Linked DNA regions of Homo sapiens: regions 1 and 2 are each linked to region 3. A link is a contact called in ENCODE Hi-C or POLR2A ChIA-PET data. All regions are on one chromosome and are shown on one strand. Each heading gives the region's core, a stretch centred on a gene start or an enhancer-like site at or near the end of the contact. The rest is flanking DNA. Distances are from core to core; before and after follow the strand shown.

The links. A loop is a pair of places that touch in the nucleus more often than their neighbours do. ChIA-PET counts read pairs that join two places held with the same protein, here RNA polymerase II (POLR2A). Pooled maps may share reads with other maps.
Region 1: a loop to region 3 is called in a map of gastrocnemius medialis, with 18 times the contacts of the local background. The contact joins two enhancer-like sites. A Hi-C loop is called at or near these places in 2 of 168 maps with a recorded cell type or tissue (MCF 10A and gastrocnemius medialis). POLR2A ChIA-PET finds 5 or more read pairs at or near these places in 2 of 52 experiments (activated B cell and naive thymus-derived CD4-positive, alpha-beta T cell).
Region 2: a map of mammary epithelial cell shows a loop between it and region 3 (16-fold over the local background). The contact joins the promoter of JARID2-AS1 here to the enhancer-like site in region 3. A Hi-C loop is called at or near these places in 8 of 168 maps with a recorded cell type or tissue (CD14-positive monocyte, IMR-90, MCF 10A and 4 more) and 13 of 50 pooled maps. POLR2A ChIA-PET finds 5 or more read pairs at or near these places in 5 of 52 experiments (AG04450, GM10248, HEK293 and 2 more).

What each region holds. Positions count from the first base shown.
Region 1 is chr6:14,840,685-14,843,390 of GRCh38, forward strand. No RefSeq gene overlaps it. Among named protein-coding and RNA genes, the nearest start is that of JARID2-DT, 400 kb to the right of the region's middle. Within about 2 kb of position 1,252, at least 2 of the 41 ENCODE cell types and tissues checked have a DNase peak (open chromatin) inside an H3K27ac peak, as active enhancers do.
Region 2 is chr6:15,247,206-15,249,984 of GRCh38, forward strand. It overlaps JARID2-AS1 (JARID2 antisense RNA 1), which reads right to left and starts at 1,491. Exons shown (of 2, transcript NR_120502.1): 1 at 1,305-1,491; 2 at 610-939. All of the region lies in intron 1 of JARID2 (jumonji and AT-rich interaction domain containing 2), which reads left to right. RefSeq lists silencers at 1,057-1,116, 1,237-1,716 and an enhancer at 1,905-2,746.
Region 3 is chr6:15,062,165-15,064,880 of GRCh38, forward strand. No RefSeq gene overlaps it. Among named protein-coding and RNA genes, the nearest start is that of JARID2-DT, 180 kb to the right of the region's middle. Within about 2 kb of position 1,441, at least 6 of the 41 ENCODE cell types and tissues checked have a DNase peak (open chromatin) inside an H3K27ac peak, as active enhancers do; they include CD14-positive monocyte, gastrocnemius medialis, mammary epithelial cell and 1 more, where a contact is called at or near this core.

The DNA of each region.
Region 1 (2,706 bases), core at 2-2,501, 220 kb before region 3:
CAGACCGAGACTCCGTCTCAGAAAAAAAAAAAAAAAAAAAAAAAAGAGTTGTGATTCAGTAAGTCTGGGGTGGGGCCTAAGATGTTGCATTACTGATAAGCTTTCAGGTGATGCCGGTGCTGCTGGTCTAAAATTTTGCTCCAACCTAGAGCATATGGAGAGATGCCTAGATTCCTGCAGTAAGCAGGATTTCAATATGCTGGCAAAGACCATCTCTCAAGGAAGTTAACGTTGTGTTTTTGGTTTGGGGTTTTGTTTGTTTTGTTTTGTTTTGTTCTGTTTTTAGTGTTTAAGACACAAATCAAGAGCTTCCAGTTCGGGGTGCCTAACAGGCAACAGGAGATGTAGAATTGGACTTGAGACAAGAGAGTAGGGCTGTGGATGGTTTGGGGAACCATCAACAAAATGTGTAGATAATTCCATAGATAGACTCATAGACAAATAGATGAAATATATGGAAGAGACCTCAGACTTCTCAGTCCAGGGCACATTCTCATGTTGGTTCATGCAAAACTCCATTTTTGATTTTTAAAAAGAAATTCTTTAACTTATTTATTCATTCATTCCCTTTTATCTCCATCCTCCCCACTACAAGCCATTTTCTAATGTGTTTGATGTGTATCCTTCTATTTCGTTAATTTTTCTTATATATAATATTTCATGTGCACTTTTTAATTTTTTATTCAGGTATAACATGGATACAGTAAAGCAAAATAACCTTAAGTATGCAGCTTGTTGAATTTACATGTATGTATACACCTATGTAAATAGCACTCAAACCATGAGCTAGAATATTTTCTGCAGCTCTGTGTTTTTTTGTTTTTGTTTTCTTGAGGAGGAGTTTTGCTTTTGTTGCTCAGGCTGGAGTGCAATGGTGCGATCTTGGCTCACTGCAACCTCCGCTTCCCAAGTTCAAGCAATTCTCCTGCCTCAGCCTCCCGAGTAGCTGGGACTACAGGCACCTGCCACCACGTCTAGGTAATTTTTGTATTTTTTTTTTTCTAGTAGAGATGGGGTTTCATCATGTTGGCCTGGCTGGTCTTGAGATGGAGTTTGGCTCTGTTGCCCAGGCTGAAGTGCAGTGGTGCAATCTAGGCTCACTGCAACCTCTCTGCCTCCTGGGTCCAAGTGATTCTCCTGCCTCAGCCTCCCGAGTAGCTGGCATTACAGGCATGTGTCATCACACCCAGCTAATTTTTCTATTTTTAGTAGAGATGAGGTTTCACCATGTTGGCCAAGCTGTTCTCAAACTCTTGACCTCAAGCAATCCGCCCACCTTGCCCTCCCAAAGTGCTAGGATTACAGGCGTGAGCCACCACACCCACACCCGACCCGCTGTGCATGTTTTAAATTTACGTAAGTGACATTGTGCAAAAGAGAGCATTATGTTTCTTACCTCATCCCACGAAACAATGTTTTCGAGGTTGATGTGTGCTGCTGTGTTTACATGCTATTCATTCCAGTTGCTTCCGATTGCTTCATGGTGTCCCTATTATACATCTGCCACATTTCATTTGACATTCCTCAGTGAAGGATGTTCAAATTGCTTCCAACTCTCTTTTCCACAAATAACACTGGAATGAACATCCTCATTCATGTTCTTTTATAGACCCATAGGAGATTTTTTTTTCTGTGATTTATAAGTAGGAAAGTGAGTACTGAGTCATAGAGTGTACACATACTTATTTTAACTAAGAATTGCCAGATTGCCTTCCAGAAAGGCTCTACCCATCTGCACTCACAAATACTTTATTCTGTAGTCAAATTTATGTTTCCTTTTAATTTGCACTGTGTTAAGCTGGACTCAAGGCAACTAGGTTTTATTAGGGTTACATTTAGATTGTGCCTATGAATGGCAATTCATTCAACCTCTTAAAAACTCTTTACTGAGCACCCACGATACACTAGGTACTCTTCTGGGTGCTGGAAATATAGCTGTGAAGAAGATAAAATCTCAACCCACATAGAATTTATTTTCCAGTAATTAAAACCATCCAGTGAATAAGATCACTTAGGAAGAGAGAATAGAGTGAGTAGGAAACAAAACCAAGGATGGAATTCCAAAAAAAAAAAAGATTAAAGGGTTGAGAAACAATGGACATGGTGGCTCTTGCCTGTAATCCCAACACGTTGGGAGGCCGAGACAGGAGGATCACTTGAGCACAGGAGTTCAAGACCAGCCTGGGCAACACAGTGAGACTTTGACAAAAAATGCAAAAAAGGCCAGGCATGGTGGCTCATGCCTGTAATCCCAGCACTTTGGGAGGCCGAGGCAGGCAGATCACCTGAAGTCAGGAGTCCGAGACCAGCCTGGCCAACATGATGAAACCCCGTCTCTACTAAAAATACAAAAAATTAGCTGGGTGTGGTGGCAGGCATCTGTAATCCCAGCTACTTGGGAGGCTGAGGCAGGACAATCGCTTGAACCCAGAAGGTGGAGGTTGCACTAAGCCAAGATTGCACTACTGCACTCCAGCCTGGGTAACAAAAGCAAAACTCCATCCAAAAAAAAAAAAAAAATTAGCAAGGCATGGTGGCATGTACCTTGTGGTCCTAGCTACTCAGGAGACTGAGGTGGGAGGATGGATTGAGCCCAGGAGGTAGAGGCTGCAGTGAGCCATGATCGTGCCCCTGCACTCCAGGCTGAGTGACAGAGTGGGACCCTGTCAAAAAAGAAAGAAAGAAAAGAAAAGGAAAGAAAGGAAA
Region 2 (2,779 bases), core at 241-2,740, 190 kb after region 3:
TGTAGGGGAAAAGGACACACACTATGGCTAATGTTTTTAAGTGTGTACGTGAATGCATATGTAAGTAACTACAAATAATTTCTCCCTGTTAACTGGGCTTCTGAAATTGGGTGATTATTCCTAGATTTAAATGGCTTGGAATAGTTAAATTTGTTTTGTGCATAGTACAGCTACGTTTTGATTGGCATGGGGAGTGTTTTTGTTTTGTGTGTGGTGGCTTTTTTTTTTTTTTAAGTTTGAGGGGAGGGAGGAAAGGGGGACCGAGGGATTAACCAAATATGCACTCGAGTGATCTGTGATTAGCTGCATGCTTTAAATTAAATAACTCTTTTTTTTTTTCAAAAAAGGCCAAATGAACATACCTTAGGAATAATGCAACGTAAGAGGAAAGTTTATTTAAGTTGGGTAGACAAATTGGTGTTAATATTTTCCCTTTTTGATCATTGTGGTGTGTGTAATGAGAGATGACCTTCGGGGCACTGGTTTTGTAAAAAAATATATTTAATGGAAAAGCTGAATGCCTCTTCAAGAGAGCTGATCCTTATCTAGACACGTCAACTTCAACTATGAAAGAAATGCAAGGTTAAATAATCAAGCCCAACTTAGAAAGCTGTTCCATAAAGAATTTAAGAATTAAAATACATCCGCATTGCAGAGGGCTGGGTAGAATGCAAAGGACTAGTTTAAACTCGGGCTGTAGAAACTGCACTGAGGCAACCTTGTCTTGGAGCGTGGACGCCTTCCCGGGGCACGTCCGTTTCGGATGCAGCCACAAAGCAAATGGGGTAGAACTTGGACGAGAACCGCACCCCGCCTCCCATTCCGGACCTCGTTGAGGTGGAGAGCAGCGTGGGGTGGGTTTTCTTTCTTATTGCGGGCGTTCAGCGGATCGTGTCTCCGAGTCCGGGCGTCCGGCTGCAAGCCCGTGGCTGGCGGCGGCTGCGGGAGGCACGGCACGAGTTAATGCACCGGGAGCAGAGCCGGTGTTCCCGACGTCCTCGAGCCGGCTGCGAAAGGGACGGCCCGCGGGGGTCGCGGCAGGCTGGGCCGGGGCTGGGCGGGCGGGCGCGCGCGCGCGGCCTATAGGGGGCATACTCCGGGCTCTAGGCGGGCGCGCGAGGCGGGCACCGGTCTACCCGGGCCGGCTTGCAGGCGGGCAGGAGGGCGGGTGGGGCGCGGGGGTGGCGCGGCCTGCGGGGCGCGGGGAGGGGAGAGCGCGCGGGGAGGGGGTGGGAGCGGGGGCGGGGGCGTGGGCGTGCCGGGGAGGGGGCGCGCGGCGCACAGCTGCAGCGGGCGCCCCCCACCGCGCACACGGCCGAGCATGGCGGCGGCGGCCCGGCCGGCTTCCCGCGGCCCTGCCTGCGGGCTCCGACGCAGTCTCGAGAGCAACAGGTTAAGCCGGCGAGACGTCAGCGCGCCCCCTCTCCGCCCCCCGGTTCTTCCCCCGCCGCGCGCCGGCGCCCCAGCCCTTCTTCCCTCCCTCCGCCCCCCGCGGCGCTCGGTTCCCCGACGCTCCCGGCCGCACTCTGTTGTCATTGTGACGTCACAAAGGGACGGGCTCGGGTGGAACCTTCCCCTCCTCCTCCGTGACGTCAAAAGTCGGGCGGGAGGCTCCAGGCGCGGCGGGGCGGCGGGGGGAGGAGGGAGCTGGGCGGGGGCGGGGGCTGCCGCAGAGCCGGGCTGCGGCGTGGGAGGAGGAAGAGGAGGAAGATGCGCTCGGCCTCTGCCTTCCGCTCCGGAGCGTCGCGCTTCCCACCAGGTGAGGGCCGGGGAGCCGTAGGTCCCCAAAGGAGTGCCACTGGACCCTGTTCTGATGCCACTTGGGAAGCGGGGAGCGGGGAGGAGGCGCCTCCTTTCTGCAGGAATGTTTTCACTTCCTCTGTTCCAGGTCTCCTGATGGTGTTGCATTACTAGCGTGGTGCATGTGTCCCCTCTCCAGTGCTTATGTAAAGAAATGAAAGTATTCAGGGAAAGCTGTGCTTTGTTGGAGGACCGCGTTGTGGATTTGGCCACCTTGTCACTTGAAGTCGTGTTAGGGGTGCTTCAGCAGGATGTGGCCGGATGCCTTTCATGATGATGCTGCACAGCAGCAACTGTTGCTCTTTCTGGAAGCTTTGTGGTACTACGGTGGGGGGGCTTTCCTTTGCTGTGCCGGCTCTGTACCTACTGACTGTTATTTTGGGGGGCTGGACCAAAGGAAGACTTGTCATTGATAAATGTACTGAGAAGAGCACAGGACTCCTTTAAGTCTCAAGGTGCTCTGGGCTTAGTTCTTCTGAGCAGGGAAACCAGAGGCTGGCGTTCTGTTTTCTCTTTTGTAAAATGGAAAAATACCTGCCATTGCCACTTAACTAAGTCACTGAAAAGATCATGTGCATGGAAGATGTAAAACAGTATGCCTCTTTATAAGTAAGGTGGCATTATTACTTGAGCTGGTGGAAGGCAGCACGTTTCCCACAATTGGTCTCAAAAGCCCGGGATGCCTGCTGAGTTGCCATTTAGTTTATTACCTTAGCAAAGCAGAGTTGGGGGTGCGATTGTCGATAGTAGGCTTTGGGAGAAATGATTGTTATATTTCGTAATAAATGATGTCCTTGAGAAACTCATAAGTTGCAGTGTAATCCTGTCTTAATTGTGTTGAGCACGACTCCCACTGCAATACCTTAAATAACTGAAAACATTTGCCTTTGAAAGCCCCAATCGACTTGGACAATAAAAACAGTTGCATGTTTTGCTCTAGAGATATTTTCTGCCGTTTCCATCATTCCACTGCCTGGTT
Region 3 (2,716 bases), core at 191-2,690:
CATGAGCCACCATGCCCAGCTTAGGACTCATTTTTATTCCATCAGTCTCTGCCCAAAAACTTTCAGTGATTTTTTGTTGTTTAAGACATGTAACCCAAACCCTTCATTTTATAATCCTGGCAGCCTGTCACCCAGCTCAAATCATGACTTCCCGGCACAAAGCTTGTGCTGCAGTCCATCTGTCTCCCTGATCCGTCCCTTATAGAAAGTGAACACCTGCTCTTGCCACAGCTGTCACATGGAGGGACTCCGCCCAGGCCCCTCAGTCTACAAAATTCCAACCGTTCTTGAGAACTTGCTCATTTGCCACACTTCCCTAAGCTGAACATCTAAAGGTAATTCTTCAGGGTCAAAAACTGGGCCTTCCCATATTAAGAGGCATCCCAAGAATGATGACATCACATGTCCTTCTAAGGAATCGAACACTAGCGATTGTGAACTCCAGCAAGAAGATGTTTTGTCTTTGAGATGAGTAATGAGGAGAAAATGGCGTGACGATGGCATTACACGGATAAGGGTCTATTATTCCTTATCCACAATGCTGAAATTCAAGAAGCTCCCCAAACCACAACTTACTACATAACTCATTGCATGTCAAGGCCTGACCTGGCCTGAACTGACATGAGCCTATTTATAGACATTGTCTCATTCCATGTGCATATCTATCCTTTGGCTTCAGAAATAGTAAGATGCTTGATTGCACAATACTGCAGGAGAGTCCACCAGCAGTGGTAGGTAACACCCTGAGTCCTGAAAGCCATGTGGCTCCAAGGATTTCAGATATGGAACTATGGGCCTGTGGTGACTATGATCCTGGTTTTAATGCTCATGTTCATGTTCATGTTCCCCAGCGCTGCATTTATTCTTAGCTTGAGCTTATTTGTGGGATCAGCCTGATTATGGTCGCTGAAAAATCTTTGTCAGAGGCAGTTGGGATAACCAGCCGTGGGCAAATGAAACAAGAAAAGTCAACCAGAGACCAGAGGCTAGCATGTGGCCTAATTCCTCCCCTGGTCTCAATCTTATCACCATGGCCCATCAGAGGTGCTACCTCCTGGCCCTGCCTCACACACCTCCACCCCCAGACATCTTGGGTCTACAGATACTTTAAGAGCCCTGGAAGCACAATTGAAGCTTGCCGGGTGTGGTGGCTCATGCTTGTAATCCCAGCACTTTGGAAGGCAGAGGTGGGCCAATCATTTGAGCTTAGGAGTTTGAGACCAGCCTGGACAACATGGCGAAACTCCATCACCATGAAAAATACAAAAATTAGCTAGGTACAGTGGCATGAGCCTGTAGTCCCAGCTACTTGGAAGGCTGAGGTTGGAGGATCCATTGAGCCTCAGAGGCAGAGGTTGCAGTGAGTCGAGATGGTGCCATTGCACTCCAGCCTGGGTGGCATGAGTGAAACCCTGTCTCAACACACACACACACGCGCATGCACGCACTTCCCTTTTTTAGAGACAGGATCTCATTCACTCAGTCACCCAGACTGGAATGCAGTGCTGCAATAATAGCTCACTGCAGCCTTGAACTCCTGGGCTCAAGTGACCTCAGCTTCCCAAAGTGCTGGGATTACAGGCATAAGCCACCCCACCCAGCCTACATGTGGGGTTTTGGAAGGCAGATCTGGGCCTGTCCACCAACTCTTCTACCAATAAGATGCACGCCTGGGAACAATCTAACTCATTCTCACTTGCCTCATCATTTAAATGGTTATAATTATAATAATTGCTTCTGACATTACTTTTCAGGGTCAAATAATAGAATCAATATGGTAGTTCCATGTAAGTAGTAAGATGATATACAAATGTCATAGTATTTTTATTATTTTTTATGAGCCCATATAGAGAAGAGATATTATTTTTTAAGGTCAGAATATCACTTATACTGGAATACTTATTTGTTAGGATAATACTTCTCAAATATACTTTCTTTTTTTCTTTCTTTTTTTGGAGAAAGAGTCAGAGTCACCCACCCAGGCTGGAATGCAGTGGCGCAATCCAGGCTCACTGCAACCTTCAGCTCCTGGGTTCAAGTGATTCTCCTGCTTCAGCCTCCTGAGTAGCTGGGATTACAGGCAAGCGCTACCACACCAGGCTAATTATTTTGTATTTTTAGTGGAGACAGAGTCTCACCATGTTGCCCAGGCTGGTCTTGAACTCCTGCACTCAAGCAACCCACCCACCTCTGCCTCCCAAAGTCCTGGGATTACAGGCATGAGCCACTGAGTCCAGCCCTTACTTATTTTTTTTATATTTAAAATAAAAATTTTTTCAATATAGAGACAGGGTCTCCCTATGTTGCCCAGGCTGGTCTCAAACTCCTGGGCTCAAGCAATCCTCCCACCTCAGCCTCCCAAATTGCTTGGATTCCAGGCATGAGCCACCACACGCAGCTGCAAATTTATTATCACGTTATTGTTTCAAAAGATACTCCGCTATTAAAATTGAGCAGTCAGAGTCTTTTTTCACTTTTCAGGAAAAAATAAAATCAATGACAGAATTTTCTAAGATTTGGCTGGGCGCGGTGGCTCACGCCTGTAATCCCAGCACTTTGGGAGGCCGAGGCAGGCGGATCACGAGGTCAGGAGATCGAGACCATCCAGGCTAACACAGTGAAACCCCGTCTCTACTAAAAATACAAAAAATTAGCCGGGTGTGGTGGTGGGCGCCTGTTGTCCCAGCTACTTGGGAGGCTGAGGCAGGAGAATGGC